2 separate regions of the Homo sapiens genome follow, and region 1 is linked to region 2. The links are chromatin loops, found by intact Hi-C in ENCODE. Cell type or tissue: PC-9. All regions are shown on one strand. Each heading gives the region's core, and the rest is flanking DNA. Links, peaks and the distances in the headings are about the cores only. Region 1 overlaps OSBPL9 (oxysterol binding protein like 9). Region 2 overlaps OSBPL9 (oxysterol binding protein like 9).

What was found. Hi-C counts contacts between places; a loop is a spot of excess contacts. Peaks named below come from ENCODE experiments on the same cell type or tissue, not always from the same donor. Only the 100,000 strongest peaks of a DNase experiment are listed, where the experiment ranks them.
Region 1: a loop joins it to region 2, with 2.4 times the contacts of the local background. A loop is called at or near these places in 16 of 110 quality-filtered maps.

What each region holds. Positions count from the first base shown.
Region 1 is chr1:51,656,442-51,665,110 of GRCh38, reverse strand. All of the region lies in intron 2 of OSBPL9 (oxysterol binding protein like 9), which reads right to left. Among named protein-coding and RNA genes, the nearest start is that of OSBPL9, 44 kb to the right of the region's middle. In PC-9, for the core only: no CTCF peak of the experiment used is centred there; a DNase peak (open chromatin) is centred at 3,810; H3K4me3 peaks cover 1,492 bases; H3K27ac peaks cover 2,811 bases.
Region 2 is chr1:51,725,875-51,734,543 of GRCh38, reverse strand. All of the region lies in intron 4 of OSBPL9 (oxysterol binding protein like 9), which reads right to left. Among named protein-coding and RNA genes, the nearest start is that of MIR761, 110 kb to the left of the region's middle. RefSeq lists silencers at 3,174-3,223, 4,429-4,478, 4,689-5,108 and an enhancer at 4,444-4,964. In PC-9, for the core only: no CTCF peak of the experiment used is centred there; DNase peaks (open chromatin) are centred at 4,853 and 5,363; H3K4me3 peaks cover 2,845 bases; H3K27ac peaks cover 1,846 bases.

The DNA.
Region 1 (8,669 bases), core at 470-8,469, 70 kb after region 2:
TCAAATGTTCAACAGCCACTTGTGGCTAATGACTATGAAACTGAACAGCACAAATACAGAACATTTTAATCACTGCAGAAAGGTCTGTTGGATAACACTGCCGTGAATCTTATCATCACAGAGCACTAAACCACAGTAAATAGTTAATGCTGCCAGCTATTGAACTGAACTCATTTTCATGAGTGAGGCATTATGCTAAGCATTTTACATATACTATCTCATCTGAAAATAACACTACATTGAAATGTAACATATATACAAATCACAAGTGTACAGCTCAATGAACAGAAAAGCTCCCCTTGTAACACTTCCTAATCATTAACCCAACCCTCCATTCCAAAGATAAATACTATCCTTAGTTCTAATATAACAATTAGTTTAGTCTGTCTTTGAACTTATTTATTTATTTATTTATTTTTGAAACAGAGTCTTACTCTGTTGCCAAGGTTGGACTGCAGTGGCATGATCTCAGCTCACTGCAACCTCTGCTTCTGAGGCTCAAGTGATATTTGTGCCTCAGCCTCTTGAGTAACTGGGATTACAGGCATGCATCACCACACGCCCGGCTAATTTTTATATTTTTTGTAGAGACAGGGTTCACCATGTTGGCCAAGCTGGTCTCAAACTCCTGGCCTCAAGTGATCCACCCATCCCAGCCTCTCAAAGTGCTGGGATTACAGGCAGGAGTCATCATGCCTGGCCCTGTCTTTGAATTGTATACAAATGGACTCACACCACTTATTTTCCTTTGTGTCTGGCTTCTTTCATGCACCATGTTTGTAAGATTCATCCATATTGTTGCATGAAGCAGTAGTTTGTTCACTTTTATTGCTATATATATCATTCCTCTGTATAGACCCACAATTATCAATTCCATTGTGCATGGACATTTATGTTGTTTTCAGTTTTACGTTATTAGAATAAAGCTCCTATGAATATTCTTATTCATATCTTTTGTTATACATGTATTTATATTAAATACAAATCTAGGAAAGTAAATTTGCTAGGTCACAGGATATGCATATATCAGGTTTAGGAGATACTATCAAATCGTCCTCAAAAGTGGTTGTGTCAGCTATACTCCCATCAGTGGTATACGACAGTTTCAACTGTTCCAATAACTTCACTAACAGTTTTTCACCTTAGTTATTCTTGGCAGGTAAGTAGTGACATCTCATCATGGTTTTAACTTCCACTTCCCTAATAACTGACAAGGTTAAGTATGTTTTCATGGTTTCTGACCATTTGAAGATCCTCTTTTGTGAAATAGTTTAAGTTTCTTCTCCATTGACAAGACTGGACTATCTTTTTCTAATGACTTGTAGGAGTTCTTTCTATATCATGGGTATGAGCCCTTCAATGGTTATAAATTAAGCAAGTATCTACTTCTACTCTGTTGCCTGCTTTTGCACTCACATAATGATATCTTTTGATGAAGAATTCTTAACTTTAATGTAGGACAGTGTATTGACTTTACATTTTATAGTTCTGCTTTCTATGTCTCCTTTAAGAAGTCTTTCCCAGTCCCAAGGCCATGAAAATATTCTCCTACATTATCTTCTGGAAGGCTTTACATTTGGATATCAGGTGGAGTAAATCCTCCAATTTAAAAAAAGTTTTTTAATAAATAAACATCTTGAACATAGTCATAGCCAGCCATCCCCAAAGGGGCAGAGGAAAGCAAATCACCATTTCTACTGGGTTCTGTATGTTGGCTGAGAAGGCAGGAATCAGGAATGGATACTCTTGACTCTTCATAAATTTTTAGTCAGCTACACACGTTTTACACACACACACACACACACACACACACACTTGCCAGCATAATGACTCAAATGACTAGAAATAAACTGGGATTTGCCAGTCTAAATAAATAGACTGTCATTTATTTAGGTCTTTTTAAATTTCAATAATGTTTTATCATTTCCTGAGTAGAGGTCTCACTCATCTTTTGTTAATATTTATTCCTAAAAATTTGATGCTTTTTGATGCTATTATAAATGTTCTCCATTTAAAAAAATTCATGTTCTGATTGCCAGTTGTTAGTATACAGAAATATCACTGATTGGCCAGGTGCGGTGGCTCATGCCTGTAATCCCAGTACTTTGGGAGGCCAAGGCGGGCAGATCATGAGGTCAGGTGATCAAGACCATCCTGGCTAACACGGTGAAACCCCATCTCTACTAAAAATACAAAAAATTAGCCAGGCCTGGTGGTGGGCGCCTGTAGTCCTAGCTACTCAGGAGGCTGAGGCAGGAGAATGGCGTGAACCTGGGAGGTGGAGCTTACAGTGAGCCGAGATCACGCCACTGCACTCCACCCTGGGCGACAGAGCGAGACTCTGTCTCAAAAAAAAAAAAAAAAAAAATTCGTTGATTTTTATATAATGACTTTGTATCTGCTTATCTTGCTAGATTCAATTCTCAATTCTAATAGTTATATCTATAGATTCTTTTGGATTTTCCATATGCTCGATTAAGTTGCTGTGAATAATAGTCTTATTACTTCTACTCCAAGCCTTACACCTTATATGTCTTTTATTGCTTTATTCATTGGCTAGGACTCCCAACAACAAAAGCAGCCATCGGGTAGAAATTCTAAACCTTCCTGATGTGCCCTCCCACCTGAAGACTCACTTGCATCTAAACCCAGCATGCTTCCTTTCCACTTATCATAATGGAAAAGGCATCCATTCTTCTATCGAAAACCCAGTCCTTCCACACTCATGCTCCATATCCCTGCCAATTTTCAATTTCTGTCTCTCTCTTCCTGGTCTCTATTTCTCTTCTCTGTCTCTCTCTCTCTTTTTCCCAACTGCATTTACACATACTCAAGACTCAAGTCTTTATACTCTTTAACAACAGCCCTTTTCAATTCCATGTCCTAACCAAGCAATTGGCCAGCCTCTCTCATTCCCTTTTAGTCAAGATTATTCAGCTGTCCAATCCTCTAGTTTATAATTTATTTTAACCTTCCATTCCTTGGAGGATATGTTACCACACCAATGGTTCTTCTTCACCTTCACACAAGGTGACCATACGACCTGGTTTGCCAGGAACAATCCTGGATTATTCCTGTTGTCCTGGCTCAATAATGAATAGATCCCCCTTTCATTCTCAAGCAGTTCTGGTTTAAGGGATGTGGTCACTCTCCGCCACAGCCTAGCCTACAAGGCCCTTAGTGATTTGCTCCATGCCTACCTCTCTATTCTACACTTAAATAGCTTAAGGTTTACCAATTGCCCCAATTTCTCTCCTACCACCATTTTTTGCACATGTTCCCTCTGCCTGAGACATCCTTCCTCTCCCTTTATCTGGGTTTAGAGTATTTTTTTGATTATATCTGGTAAAGCAAAACTCCCTTTGATAATCTATATATGAAATGGTGTTCTGTTGTTAAGAAAAGTTATTTGTTATACTAACCCACAAAAATATCAATGTTTTTCTTTCAACTCCACTTTTATGACCCCCATTGTGCCAACATAATAAACATATACATCTTTCAGTGACCTCTCATGATTTTTTTCTGAAGGTTTCAGATGGTCAGCTTCTTAAAGTTCTATCAGTACTTGAGGTCACCAAGGTGCCTGTTGCTCCAGGGTCACACTATCAAGGCACCAAAAAGAAACTAGAGCTACACAGTCTTGTCCCACTGGATGAATTTCCTGACTTTCTCTCTTTTCGTTTTTTTTCTATACACACAGACATACTTCAGACATGAATCATCATTCTGATGCCAAAGACAGACAGATAGTTTTGCTCTCACGGCTTGGGGTAAAAAAAGAGAAACAAAATTCTGGCTATTTTGGGGCCAATCTCCCTTTGCGAAAAGTAGGCTGGTGAACTGGTTCCAAAGATAATAAAAAAGAATGATGACTCCTCTGAGACATAGATTGCTCACAGGCTCCTAAAAGGAATGTAGACAGTGCTAAGAATACACAGCATAGCTACTCCCATTATAACTCTACAACCACATACTTTTCATCACTGCTTAAATGACATTGGAAGTCTATTTACATTCACATAGTGCATTTAAATGTGGTCCCTGAGATTTAGGCAGAACAGGTCACTACTCTTCTTTAGAGATTAAGAAACTGAGACTCAGGTTTAAAAAAAATTTTTTTTAAGTTTGCCAAAAGTCCAACAACTAAAAGGGAGAAGAATACTAGGTCTTGCAAACCCTGATCCAAAGCCTGTTCTTAACAGGACATGGTGACAGTAAACAATATTCACTAATTACTTCAACAAACTTATTAAATACCTATTCTGGGCCAAGAACAGTAACAGCCAAGGGATACAAAACATGTCTATGCCCTGGAGGAACATACAGTCTAGAGAGGAGTGACAGAATCAATAATATAGAAGGGAGCAGAATGGCTTGCAGTTCAACCTGCTCACTAAAGAAGACGCTGCATGGAGGACCTACTTTAGCATCATTCATTCATTGATTCAACAAGTATTTATTGAATTTCTAGGCACTGGCCTAGATGCCAGTAAGAGAGTGGTAAACAATTTGCTTTGCTTTTGCATTCAATATTTTACCTTCTTATTCCCCCTTACATGAATTGAAAGTATGTAACTTTTCTACATTTTGAGAATTCTTTTGTCTTTTTTACAGATTTGTATGCATTTGGGGGGATTTTCTTTTTGTCTTCTTTATTAATATGCAGGAGTTATTTATATATACACAGAATATTAATCCTTTGCCAACTGATGTATTTTAAGTATTTTCTCTTCTATCCATGAGTTGTCTTTTCCCTTTGACTGTGGTATCTTTTTTTGTTCAAAGGTTTTAAATTTTGAATGTTGTCAAATCCACAAATATTTGCCATTGTGGTTTATGCTTTCTGCTCTATCTTGACATCATAAAGATATCACCTATGCTTTTTTTCTAAGTTTAAAATTTCATTTTATACCTCTTATACATCTGAAATTTGTTTTTGTGTATCACATGGGGTAAAGAGTAATCTTCTTTTTTTCATATGGACACCCAATTGATCCAGTTTCATTTACTAAGTGATAATGTCTGATTTGTAACGCTCTATCATATACCAAATTTCCAGCTTTCTCCAAGACCCAAATCCAAATGGTTCTGTTTTTCAGCTTTCTCTTCCATTCCGCTAATCTATTTCTGTCTCTTATAACACCACCATACCATTTTAATTACCATAGTTTCAGTTAAAAACTTAATATCTGGAGTGGCAAGTCCACCAACTCCTTATTCTTTAAAAATATCTCTCCCCTTTCCCAAATTTTAAATGACTTTTAGAATCACCTTGTCAAGTTCTTTGACAGCCTAATTTTGTTGATTTATGCTTTTTTGAGAAATTATCCATTTTCATATAAGCTTTCAAATTTATTGGCAAAATGTATTTGTAGTAGCTTCCTGACAATTTTTCATCTCTACTATTACGTACTTTTCTTTTTTTCATTCTTAATATTATTTATTTGTGCCTTCGTTTTTTTCCTCCCAATCTAACCAGGGTTTATTTTATTACTTTTTTCACAGAATCACAGTTCAGTTGGTTTATGCTCTCTACTGTTTATTTCCCATTTCATTAGTGTATTCTTTTTGTTATTTTCTTCTTTCTATTTCCTTTGCTATTTCTTTTCTTTACCTAATTTTAAAATTTTAATGTTTAGATCATTAATTCTCAATCTGTCTTGTAATATATTCATTTAAGATTATAAATCAGACTTCCATAGATGCAGTTTTAACATGTGGTTTTCTCATTATCGTTCAGACTTAAATATTTCACAATTTCTATTATCATTTCTACTTCCACCAATGAATTATTCAGAAGTATGTGTGTGAGGTGGGTGGCTACTGTTTCATCAAGGGATTTCTAATTTTTTCCATTGTTGTCAAAGAATGTTATCTATGTGATACTGCGTCTTTGGTATTCTCTTTTTCCATAACAATTTAATTTCTTTTCTTAGTATTCTATGTCTGATATTAATTCTGTTTCCCAGCTTTCTTATGGTTAGCACTTGCCTGGAATATATTCTTCCATCACTTTCTTTTTCATTTAATTTTTAATTTGTAATTATGAAATAGTATAAACATTCATAAAATAGAGCACTAATGACATCTATGTACCAATCACAGAGATTAAATAGATGTTTACATCTTGCCCAAGGGAGGATATTTTCAATATTAAATTCATAGAGAAGAGAAAGAGCTTACAAAAAGGCTACTGAATTAACGAGAAAAGCCACAATGAATAGAGTGACTTTTCACTGTGAAATAACAAGACAATTGATAAAAGTTCTTACAGGATACAGATCCAAGGGAAAAAGGAAGACATTCTTAAGGTTATACATTAACCTAAAAATAACACCTTATTGCATTGTGAAAAAAAAAAGTGATGGTATCAATGAAATAGGGCACTAACAGAAGTCATTACTGAAAATATTAATATTCTGTCATGGTGCACCACCGACCTCTCTTGTGGTAGACTAAAAGAAAAGAGAATAGATAATGCATCTCTCAGGAAATCACATTCAATTCTGATACCTAGCACAACAGGTAAATGGAATACTTAGTTTCACTGGATGGAGTAAAAGAGGGTCACTCTAAATCACATGTAGATTAATAGTTTTCAAAGATGTATAATAAATTTACCATTAAAACTTTGTTTAATATAATTCATTTTTCTTTGGTGATTCCTAAGGCCCTTTAGAATTCTTCAGAATCTGAGATTCATCTGTATTAATAGAAATTATGAATTACAAAAAAAAAACTACCATTCATTTAGATCCTATTAAGCTCCAAACACCGTGTTTGAGTACTTTTCAAAATGTATTAACTAATCTGGTACTCACAACACTATGAGTAAATGGCATGATGTCTATTCCAGAGATATGGGAAATAGGGCTCAGAGCTGAAAAGTTGCCTCAAGTCACAACGCCAGAATGTGGCAGAATCCAAGTCTGAATTTCATTACATACATGCCCTGTATTTGTTTTTGCCACTACACCCTACTTTTTTTTTTTTTTTCTTTGAGACAGGGTCTTGCTCTGTTACCCAGGCTGGAGTGCAGTAGTATGATCTCAGCTCACTGCAGCCTCGACCTCCTGCACTCAAGTGATCCTCCCACCTCAGCCTCCCAAGTAGCTGGGATAGAGGTGTAAGCCACCACACCCAGCCAATTTTGTTCATTTTTTTTGTTTGTTTGTAGAGAAGAGGTCTCATTATGTTGCCCAGGCTGGTCTCAAACTCCTGGACTCAAGTGATCCTCCTGAATCAGCCTCCCAAAGTGCTGGGATTACAGGCATGAGCCACCAAGCCCGGGCCACACTGCCTCTTTAATGTTGTCATGTCTCCATTTTCCAGATATTATCTGAAAATGCCAATGTTTTGTTTTTGACTAGTATGGGAGAGGATCAGACCACAGGACTCAAGCAACATTTTATTTCTTCATCAAGGAAAGGGCACCGTCTAGTGGCACACACTTCATAACCAACACAAAGAAGGTTTTTCACTTTTCTGCTTTCCTCCACTGGTTTGACACTACCTTATAATGACTTACAGTATCTGAATTCACTCTTCTAGTCCAGAGGAATGGGAGCCTAGTAACATTAAGAATTGAACAGGGCTTTGAAATAAGACCCAAGTCCAATCTCAGATTCACCATTCCTATGTGACCTTGATAAGTTACTAAGAGTAGTTTGTGTCTCAGTCTCCTCATCTGCAAAATGAAATATGAGCATTTACCTGACAGGGTTATGATAGGAATGTGTATGAAAATCATCCAGCACAGCACCTGATCTGGGTTTCCTCTATGGTCCCTTTCTCCATTCTCCTTTTATGTACCCTATGTTCATGTGGGTGTTTTGCTTTGTTCTTTTTAGAAAATACATCATACCACTGGCTCACATTATGTTTAAGATAAATAACTCCCACAGTTCTTTTGTATGCAAACCATAGTAAAGGCAAATTTCCCAACATTTACTGATTATTTTCATAAATACATAAAATTAACAATAAGCATTTTTGAGTATTTATTATGTGCCAGGCAACTGTGACACTGAATAGGAACTTATTATCCAAGTGGAGACAACAGAAAAATTAACATGTAATACAATGTAACAAGTAATTTCATGGCTCTAAATTACAAATGTAAAAAAATAGGCCAGGCATGGTCGCTGGTGCCTGTAATTTCCAATGCTTTGGGAGACTGGGTTAGGAGGACTGCCTGAGGTCGGGAGTTAGGAGACTGAGTTAGCAAGACTGCCTGGGCAACACAGTGAGACCTCGTCTCTAAAAAAAAAAAAAATTTTAATTAGCCAGGTGTGGTGGTGCACACCTGTAGTCCTAGCTACTCAGCAGGTTGAGGCAGGAGGATTGCTTGAGGCCAGGAATTTGGGGATGTAGTGAGCTATAATCGCACCATTGCACTCCAGCCTGGGTAAAGAGCAAGATCCTGTCAAAAGTTGGGGGGAGAGCGAGGAGGGGGAGGAGAAGCAGGAGTGGGGGAAGAAGGAAAAAAAAATGTAGAGGATAGGGGAGAATTAAACCTGTTAGAAGTATGCGGATTAGAAAGGCTTCACAGATGAGGTAACATTTGAAAAGTCTCTTAAGCGATGAGCTCATCAGATAGGGGGTGCAGAACTTCCATGATATAAGAAAAAGAAAAAGTCAGAAGCAATGAGGAATGAAGAAGCACA
Region 2 (8,669 bases), core at 230-8,229:
CATATTGGAAAACCTGGGGCCCGTGTATTCACCTTAATAAAAATTAATTTCATTTAAATAAACACAGTAAGAATTTACAGGTTCCAACTGCAGCCAAGTCCTCCACGGTATGACAAAATATGTCAAAACACAAGCAAACTCTGTCATTTAGTGTAACCTTGAAACTGAGTGAGAAAGACTAACACAACCAGATTTTAAAACATGCTCTGGAATGCAGAGAATGCAAAGAAACAACGGAGTAAGCAGAATAACTTAATTGAAGTGGCACATTTTGGGAAAAACGAGTTGTTCAGTCAATACAGCAAAGAAGCCAAGTTCCTAAAGGTGTCTCCAGAAATAAATGAACTCCAATATGGCAGGAACTACAGTTCTCTTCTCTCTCTCCTGCGTGCGCACATGTATACACACACATACAGAGCAACCAAACCATTCATTCATGACACATATATTTATTTAATGTCTATTATGGCCAGGTACTATCATCATCTTCAAAGGATGTCTTTAAGGACAATAGAGATAATATTAATAGCAAATATAATTAAGCATTACCTAATCATCTGGAATGAGCTCAAATTTCACCTTTAAAGCAGTTTCCCTGACATTCTAGCTAGCCTACATGCTTTTTCCTATGATACTAACAATACTCCAGAACCAATTAGTACTCGTACTACTATTAGTATTATTTTAATCATGTTAGAGGTCCTATAGATTGGGTAGGGGAAGGTGGGGAGTCCTGGAAGTCTGCCCACTTTTTTTTTTGTTTGTTTTTGAGACAGAGTCTCGCTCTGTCACCCAGGCTGGGGTGCAATGGTGTGACCTCGGCTCACTGCAACCTCCTCCTCCCAGGTTCAAGCAATTCTCCTGCCTCAGCCCCCCAAGTGGCTGGGCTTACAGATGCCCACCACCACACCCAGCTAATTTTTGTACGTTTATTAGAGATGAGGTTTTACCATGTTGGCCAGGCTGCTCTCCAACTCCTGACCTCAGGTGATCTGCCAGCCTGGGCCTCCCAAAGTGCTAGGATTACAGCGTGAGCCACCGCACCCGGCCCTGCTCACCATTTTTAGCACTGTTTCTAAACATTTTTCCAATCCCCCGTTTCTCATGTCTGGTAGCAACCAGGGAGCTTGGTGACCTAGGAAGCATTTTTAACTCACAGGGAAAAACCTAACTCCAGTAAAACTGAGTCAAAGGTTTACACACTTAAGCTATTATCGTCACATATTTTGATCACTTAAGCACTTACTGAACACCTACTATGTGCCATGCACTAAACTAGGGACAAAGGCCCCGGGGATACAAAGATGAGTGAGAACCCCAGATCTCTAGGAAATCAGGGTTTAATGCAAGAATCACATATGTTTAAAAATTTACAATACAACTTAGTGAAGGCTGTGATATGGAGATATGAGCAAAGTGCTGTAGTAGCACACACAAGAGTAACAAACTCACCCTGCCTGAAGGAAGGCATCATAGAAAAGGTTAACACAGGAGCTGTATGCTAAGGAAGAACTGGAGGCTTACCACTTGAGATACAGTGGGGTAATCTAAGCAAGAAGGAAAGGCTGTGAAAAGACAAATAACTGTGAGAGGCTATGGCATGTTCTCAATGAGAAACAGTTCACAGTGGATGCCGTGGGTAAAGCACCTGGAGCTGAGTCTGGACTCAGAGATAAATCAGGACCAGAATATGAAGAAGGGCCTCCAGGACATGCTGGGCAGCTGGACTCTGGCAAGGAGGAGCCAAAACACATTCTTAACTATAAGAGCGGCAACCCATTCCAAATTTGTTTTTGGATAAAAAGGATGGGGTAAGGGGAGTCCAGTGACAGACTAGTCAGAAAGCCTTGCAAAAGTCTAGGTGAGAGACCATGATGGCCTGAATTAAAGCATTATCATCTAGAAAAAAGTGACGAATCTGAAAAATATTACTAAGGCAAACATAACAGGACCTGGTGACTGGAGATGGAAAATAAGGAAGATGGAAAGTAGCTTTAAATGCCTGTGTGTGGTAGAACTTCATTAAAATATTTAAGGAGGAATACGTGGCTTAATTACATTGTCAGTATAAGAACTATTCTTTCAAGCTTAACAATCTTTGTTTAAACCTTTACTGAAAAGCTTCCTAAATATAATTTTCTAAGTATACTACAGTAATCACAAAGTCTTTTTTCTATATAAGAATCATCATAAATATCTGTTTTCGCTCTACAGTATAAAGTTTAGCTACAGATAGAACTCAACATACCCCAGGGGACATCCTAGAATTTGCTTCTCTGAACAAAAGCCTGATTATCAGATTTTCTTGTCATCGTCCCCTTTCTTAATCAACAGCGTGCAAACCATGTGAGTGCCTGACTTTCCAACCAGCAGAACATGGTGCTAACAAAATAATGCTCTTTCCTGGCTGAACCAAACTTACAGTTAAATTCCCTACTAATCTTAATATCAACAGAGATTGAAGTGGGGATGGCTGAGCGTACAAAATATAATAATCTTTTCACATTAAAAAACATTTGAAAAATTTCACATTAAAAATATCATAGAACTTTAGAAATACCAAAATGAACGTGACCAGTAGACAGCCTTTGCATCCTCGTATTTACTGAAGGGCACTTCCAAATTCATCGTCATCTCTGTCAAAGCCAAACTCAGGGCACTTTGTAAACAGATGAAACTTGTCTGTTGTCTTTCTTGTTTCTCACTTAAGCTCTCAAATCAGACTACAAATCTGTTTTTTTCTTTAAGAGTTTTTTTTTTTTTTTTTTGAGACAGACTCTTGCTCTGTCGCCAGGCTGGAGTGCAGTGGCACGATCTCGGCTCACTGTAAGCTCCCCCTCCAGGGTTTATGCGATTCTCCTGCCTCAGCCTCCCGAGTAGCTGGGACTACAGGCGCCCGCCACCACGCCCGGCTAATTTTTGTGTTTTTAGTAGAGACGGGGTTTCACCATGTTGGCCAGTCTGGTCTCGAACCCCTGACCTCAAGAGATCCGGCCGCCTCGGCCTCCCAAAGTGCTGGGATTATAGGCAGCACTGTAATTACAGGCGTGAGCTACTGCGCCCGCCTTTTTGTTTTGTTTTGTTTTGCTTTGAGACAGAGTCTTGCTCTCTGTCATCCAGGCTAGAGTGCAGCGGTGCAATCATAGCTCACCGCAACCTCAAACTTCTGGGCTCAAGGGATCCTTCCGCCTCAGCTTCCCAAGCAGGTGGGAACACAGGTGCACATCACCACCACGCTCAGCTCATTTTTAAATTTTTATTGGGGCAGGGGCGGGGGGAAGGTTCTGGCTTTGTTGCCCAGGCTGGTCTCCAGCTCCTGGACTCAAACAATTCTCCCGCCTCAGCCTCCCAAAGTGTTGGGATTGCAGTCTGAGCCACCACGACTGGCCCAAATCTGACTTTTAATCATACACCTTCCCTGAACTAGAAAAGGTAATACGGTATTTTTATTTAGGTTGTCTCTTGTCGGGCTGCACAAAAAAAAAAAGGTGGGGGGGAGTAAAGCAATATATTTAAAGTATAAATAAATGACAGGTGCTAACAGTATTCATTAAAGGGTTTCATCAACTACTTAGTTCAATACAGGCAGTGTTCAAGAGAGATTATTCATAATTAACTACGTGAGAATTTCCAGTTTCAAAGTTCACTGTAAAAACTTTTAAAACTACAACTACTATTCTAAGATGCTTCCAGCTTCTCCACTGAGAAACTAGGAATTACTTGATTTTAACTTCCTTAATACAGCTAAAAGTAAACAGTTTAATCAAAAAGCAAAACAAAGTATTACTTCAAATTAGCAAAACTGGTTTTCTTGTTCAATACATCTCTCAACCTTTCATAACAAATACTTATAATACAGTATGAATGTCAGCAAAAAGTGCATTACTCAAATATGCTTCCTAGTCCATTAATTATACTCAACTTTCCATAACTCGGCTGGGCTAAGAACCCCATAAAACTATACCAAAGTTTTCAGTATTTTTGCACAAGCTACCCAAAAAGCGTAAAATCACCTCCTTCCCGACACACATACTCAAAAACAATAGCATCCGTAATTACTTTATACACAAAAAATACAGGGCCAGGCACGAACACCGTGCCAAAAATAAACCACCACCAAAAAACACTTGGCCTGCAACTGGAGATTCTATTAATGGGCAACTGGTCAAAATTAAGCTTTCACATAAGAGAAAGCTTAACTTTTCTGCTTAAAATCATATTCTGAGACAGCTTTCAAAAGGAAAACAGAGTTCCACAAAAATGAATAGAAAAAAAGAGACCTCCTCCAAAGTCTCATTTGGGGGCGAATGCCCTCTCGGTGGAACTGGAGGCCCTGACCTCAGCCTCCACCCCATCTAGGCTGAGGAACTGAGAACTCCCAAGGAAGAGGGGCCCGGGCAGCCACGTCGTCCTACTCACCCCAGGGGGCGGCGGGAAGGAGGCAGGGTGAGCACGACATTCGCGCTCCGGCCTGGCGGCCGGGACCCCGGGGACTCAGGGGTAGGGGCCGGCCCCTCTCCCAGACCCTCGGGGTCTACTCACTCCGCAAGTGGCCAGCAAGAAAGCCATTCGCCAAGGCCCCCGCCCTCTGTGCCTCCAGGGGAGGTAGCCGGGGGCTGCTCCCGAGCACCCCTTTTTCTTCTCCCCTCGACCCGATCCCCGGACTGCGGTGCAGGCGGTCCTGACTGAGGTTCAGCCCGTCCCCCGGGACACCCCCTTCACCCCCTTCACCCCCCACCCCTTTCCCGTCCCCTCCCCGGCGGAGGGGTCGCCCCGATTGGCTGGCCCTGGCGGCTCCTGGCAAAGAGACCCCTGGCGATTGGCCATGGGTCACCTGCTGTAGGAGGTGAGAGGCAGACGATTGGCGGTTGGGCCAGTTTTGGGTGGAGAGGCCGAGGGAGCTGGCAGCTCGCGGGAGGGGTGCGCAGCGGCGGGAGGGCGTCCGGAGCGCCCCGCCCAGACCCGCGACCCAGCCGCCTCCGTGGGGGGCGGGGGTTCACCTTGGGGGAGTGCGCCTGGGGACACGCGGCTTCTGCGGCGCCGGCGCTGCTGGGGGAAAGGGAGGTTGCGCTCTGGGACGCTCAGCCTGGTTTCGGGGCTTCAGCCCCGCGGATTCCCACTGGGTAGCGGCTGGAGAAGGGCCCGCGGGCGCCAGCGTGCCTCACCTACACCCACCGGCTTCTAACGTGCCATCCAGTTTATGGCAGCTGTGGAGCCTGGTCCCCGGAGTTTCACCTTGATAACGGATTTTGCTTACTTCCGGAAAGTTGTGTCGCGTGGGGGTTGATGGAGTGAGGGGAGGAGGAGATACTATATCGGTAAACAAAAGCGTGAGCGCCTATATTTTTATTAATCCGGTGAGACATCGTGGGCTTGCTGTTGTGCCACAGCTCCATAAGGAATGTAGGTGGCTTGTAAAGATGCTTCAGGAATCCAAATGGCGCAAACTGCAGATTATATCAAAAGTCTGGACTTAAGAGGACCTCGACAGAGAATCACCCAAAATGCAGGGAATCACAAACATAAGTGATTAACTTATTGATCTGGAGGACTAGCTCCTTTTCCGCTCTTGCTGGTTTTTCTTATGGTTAGGTATCTTCCTATCCCGCCCCCTTTCAGGACTCTACTAAACGTCCAATTATCTTTTGTACTTTTATGTCTCTACTGGTACCCACTGCAAGACCTAGCACAGGGCACACTGCACAAACAGCGCGATGCTGGCCAGGCGCGGTGGCTCACTCCTGAAATCCCAGCACTTTGGGAGGCGGAGGCTGGGAGAGGCGGGGGAAGGAGGGAGGATTCGAGGCCAGGAGTTGAAGACCCCAAAAACAACAAAAAAAGGTGCAATGCTTGCTGAATAAATATGCTAACCTGCTGGACTCAGTGTTAAAGATACCTTCAGTTTGTTGTATGTAAATCACTTCAAAATGCCCAACACCAGATGCACTCTCCCCTTCCCCCTACCCACTCTAAAAGCTGGGTACTCTGCCAGGGCTCCCTGTCTCAGTAAATGAAACTGCTATCATCCACCCTAATACGCAAACCATAAACCTAGTAGTCCTCCTAGACACCTTCCCCATTTCACATTCAGTGCATCACCAAGTTCTGTCATTTTTACCTCCTAAATACACTCTCCATTCTGTCCATCTCTCTCCATTGCCACCACCCTATAACAGGTCCTGGCCTGTTGGAATAATCTTACTAAAGTCTTCTTGAATCTACTCTGGCTACTCCAATTCATTCTCAACACTAGAGCCAGAGCAGTATTTCTATAACCAATTTTATTACCCCTTCATTGCCTCCCCCAATTAAAGAACTTTAACTGCTTTCCACTGAGTTGTGCTTAGGATACAATTCAATATTTAACAATGGCTGACAAGGTTTAGCCTTACCTACCGCTTAGCTCCATCTTTTACCTTGTAGTACCTATTTTCTGCTTTGCACACAATGGCCTTTTTCAAACTCCTTTAATTTGCCAAGGACTTTCCAATTTTAGGGCCTTGGCGCATGCTGTTATTTCTTTTATACTGTCCCCTTGACATCAATCCCCACACTTCACTTATTTACTTCTACTCATCATCATTTCCTCCCTGCCAATGTCAGTTCTTGCTATCTTACATCGTCATAGCCCATGTAACTCTCCTTTGTAGAACTTACTACAGCTGTAATTTTACATTTATCTTAGTTATTTATTTAAATTTTTTTAGAGACAAAGTCTCACAGGTCTCATGTTGCCCATGCTGAACTCAAACTCCTGGGCTCAAGTGATCTTCCTGCCTCAGAAATAGCTGGGACTACAGGCGCACACACCACCTTACCTGAGTTATTCTTTTTAATTAACTTTATAGAGTCATAATTTACATGTGATAAAATGTATCCACTTTAAATGTACAATATATTTTCATAAACATATGCACACATGTAACCACCACGATTAAGAAATAAAGTATTTTCCATCACCTGGGAACTTCCCTCATGCTTCTCTACAGTCAATCCCATGAACCACTGCTCTGCTTTCTATTTGTGTTATTCTTTGATTAATGTTGATCTATACCACTAGACTGTAAGCTTAACGAAGTGAGGATCCTATCTAATTCTGTTCAGCATTATATCATTATTTAGTAGAATTCCTGGCACATACGAAGTCCTCAAACAGATTTCTTATGGTAATAGATTCTGAAAATAAACATTAATTCTCTGATAAATAACAATAAACTATAAACAATGGTGGAGGGGAAAAAAAACATCAATTTTGCCAGATGTCCATGGTCAGTATTTAACCTTCACTAATACTCTTTTAAATTTTCCTTTAATAGCAGTTAATGTTGTGCCTGGGCAGCCCTAGGGACTTAATTCCATATTAGCTGATCAAACGGTTCTCTAAGCCAGTAAAAAAAAAAAAAAAAAAAAAAGCCTACATCTCTAATTCTGCCCATGCACTGTACTGTTTGACCCTACAAGGGACAAAATACTTATTTACTCTATGTTACAATTACATATTAAGAGATGCCAGCTCCAATCCAAAGTCTACATTTTCACAATTTAATACTACAGATAGCTATTTGTTGCAGACATGCAATTCTCATTTTCCTAATCTTAGTGTAAAGTTAGTGTTCATAAAAGAGGTAGCATTTAAAATAAAAAGTAATTACACAACACAAAGCAAATTTACCCATCTTGTACCAAGAAGCTATAACCAAATTTGGCAACTCATGCTGTTAAAAAAACAGAAACAAAACTAAAAGCTGTTAAAGCCTATTATGAGTTGAAAAAGGAAAAAACCCCAAAGCTGTTTCAAAATAAAGTGACCAGTGCCTAAAACTCATATGTGACAGGTGATTTCCAACCCATGAATCAGATTTCCAACTCTTCTTTCAACTATATAACTAAGGCTATTAGGTGATTAAATTACTATTTTAGACTGTTGAGCAAAAAAAAAATAGGCCGTGCCTATTACCTATACCTATTAAGATGAAAAGAAAATTTTAATTATACAGAATTCATGTACTACTTTCAAAAATTTTTCTGCTAGGGAGCCCAATAATGTTTACCTAGAAATCACATTCTGCTCTAATGTCACCCCAGACACAGATGAAAAATGCTTTGGTAGCAATGGAAGAAAAAAAAGAAGAAAAAATATAAAAAGCCAAATTAGGTGAGACTTCAGGTTTCTGATCTAGCATGTTAAGAAACTTAGAAGTACCACTGTGTTCTAACAACATGTAAAACACTGAACAAACTGAAAAACCAACAACTGTTCTTAACTCTGTAAGAGAAGTGAGGTCACAGGGAAAACTGATGACTCCCAAATTAGGAGACCAACAGGCAAATATAGAGAATCACAACTTCCCTGAGCAAAAACTCACAAGGGGCAACCTCCATGGGAACCAGCACCCATGGGAACCACTTAATGAACAGTAAATATATTTTATCTTCCTTATGATTTTCTTAATAACATCTTCTTTTCTCTTTATTGTAAGAATACAATATATAATACAGAAAACATATAAAATATGTATTAATCAACTGTTTATGTTATTGGCAAGGCTTCCAGTCAATAGCAGGCTATGAGTAGTTAAGCTCTGGAGGAGTCAAAAGTTGTATGTGGGTTTTCAACTGCACGGGTGGTAGGGAAACCTGATCTGTATTTGACAAATTGGTGGAAGCTC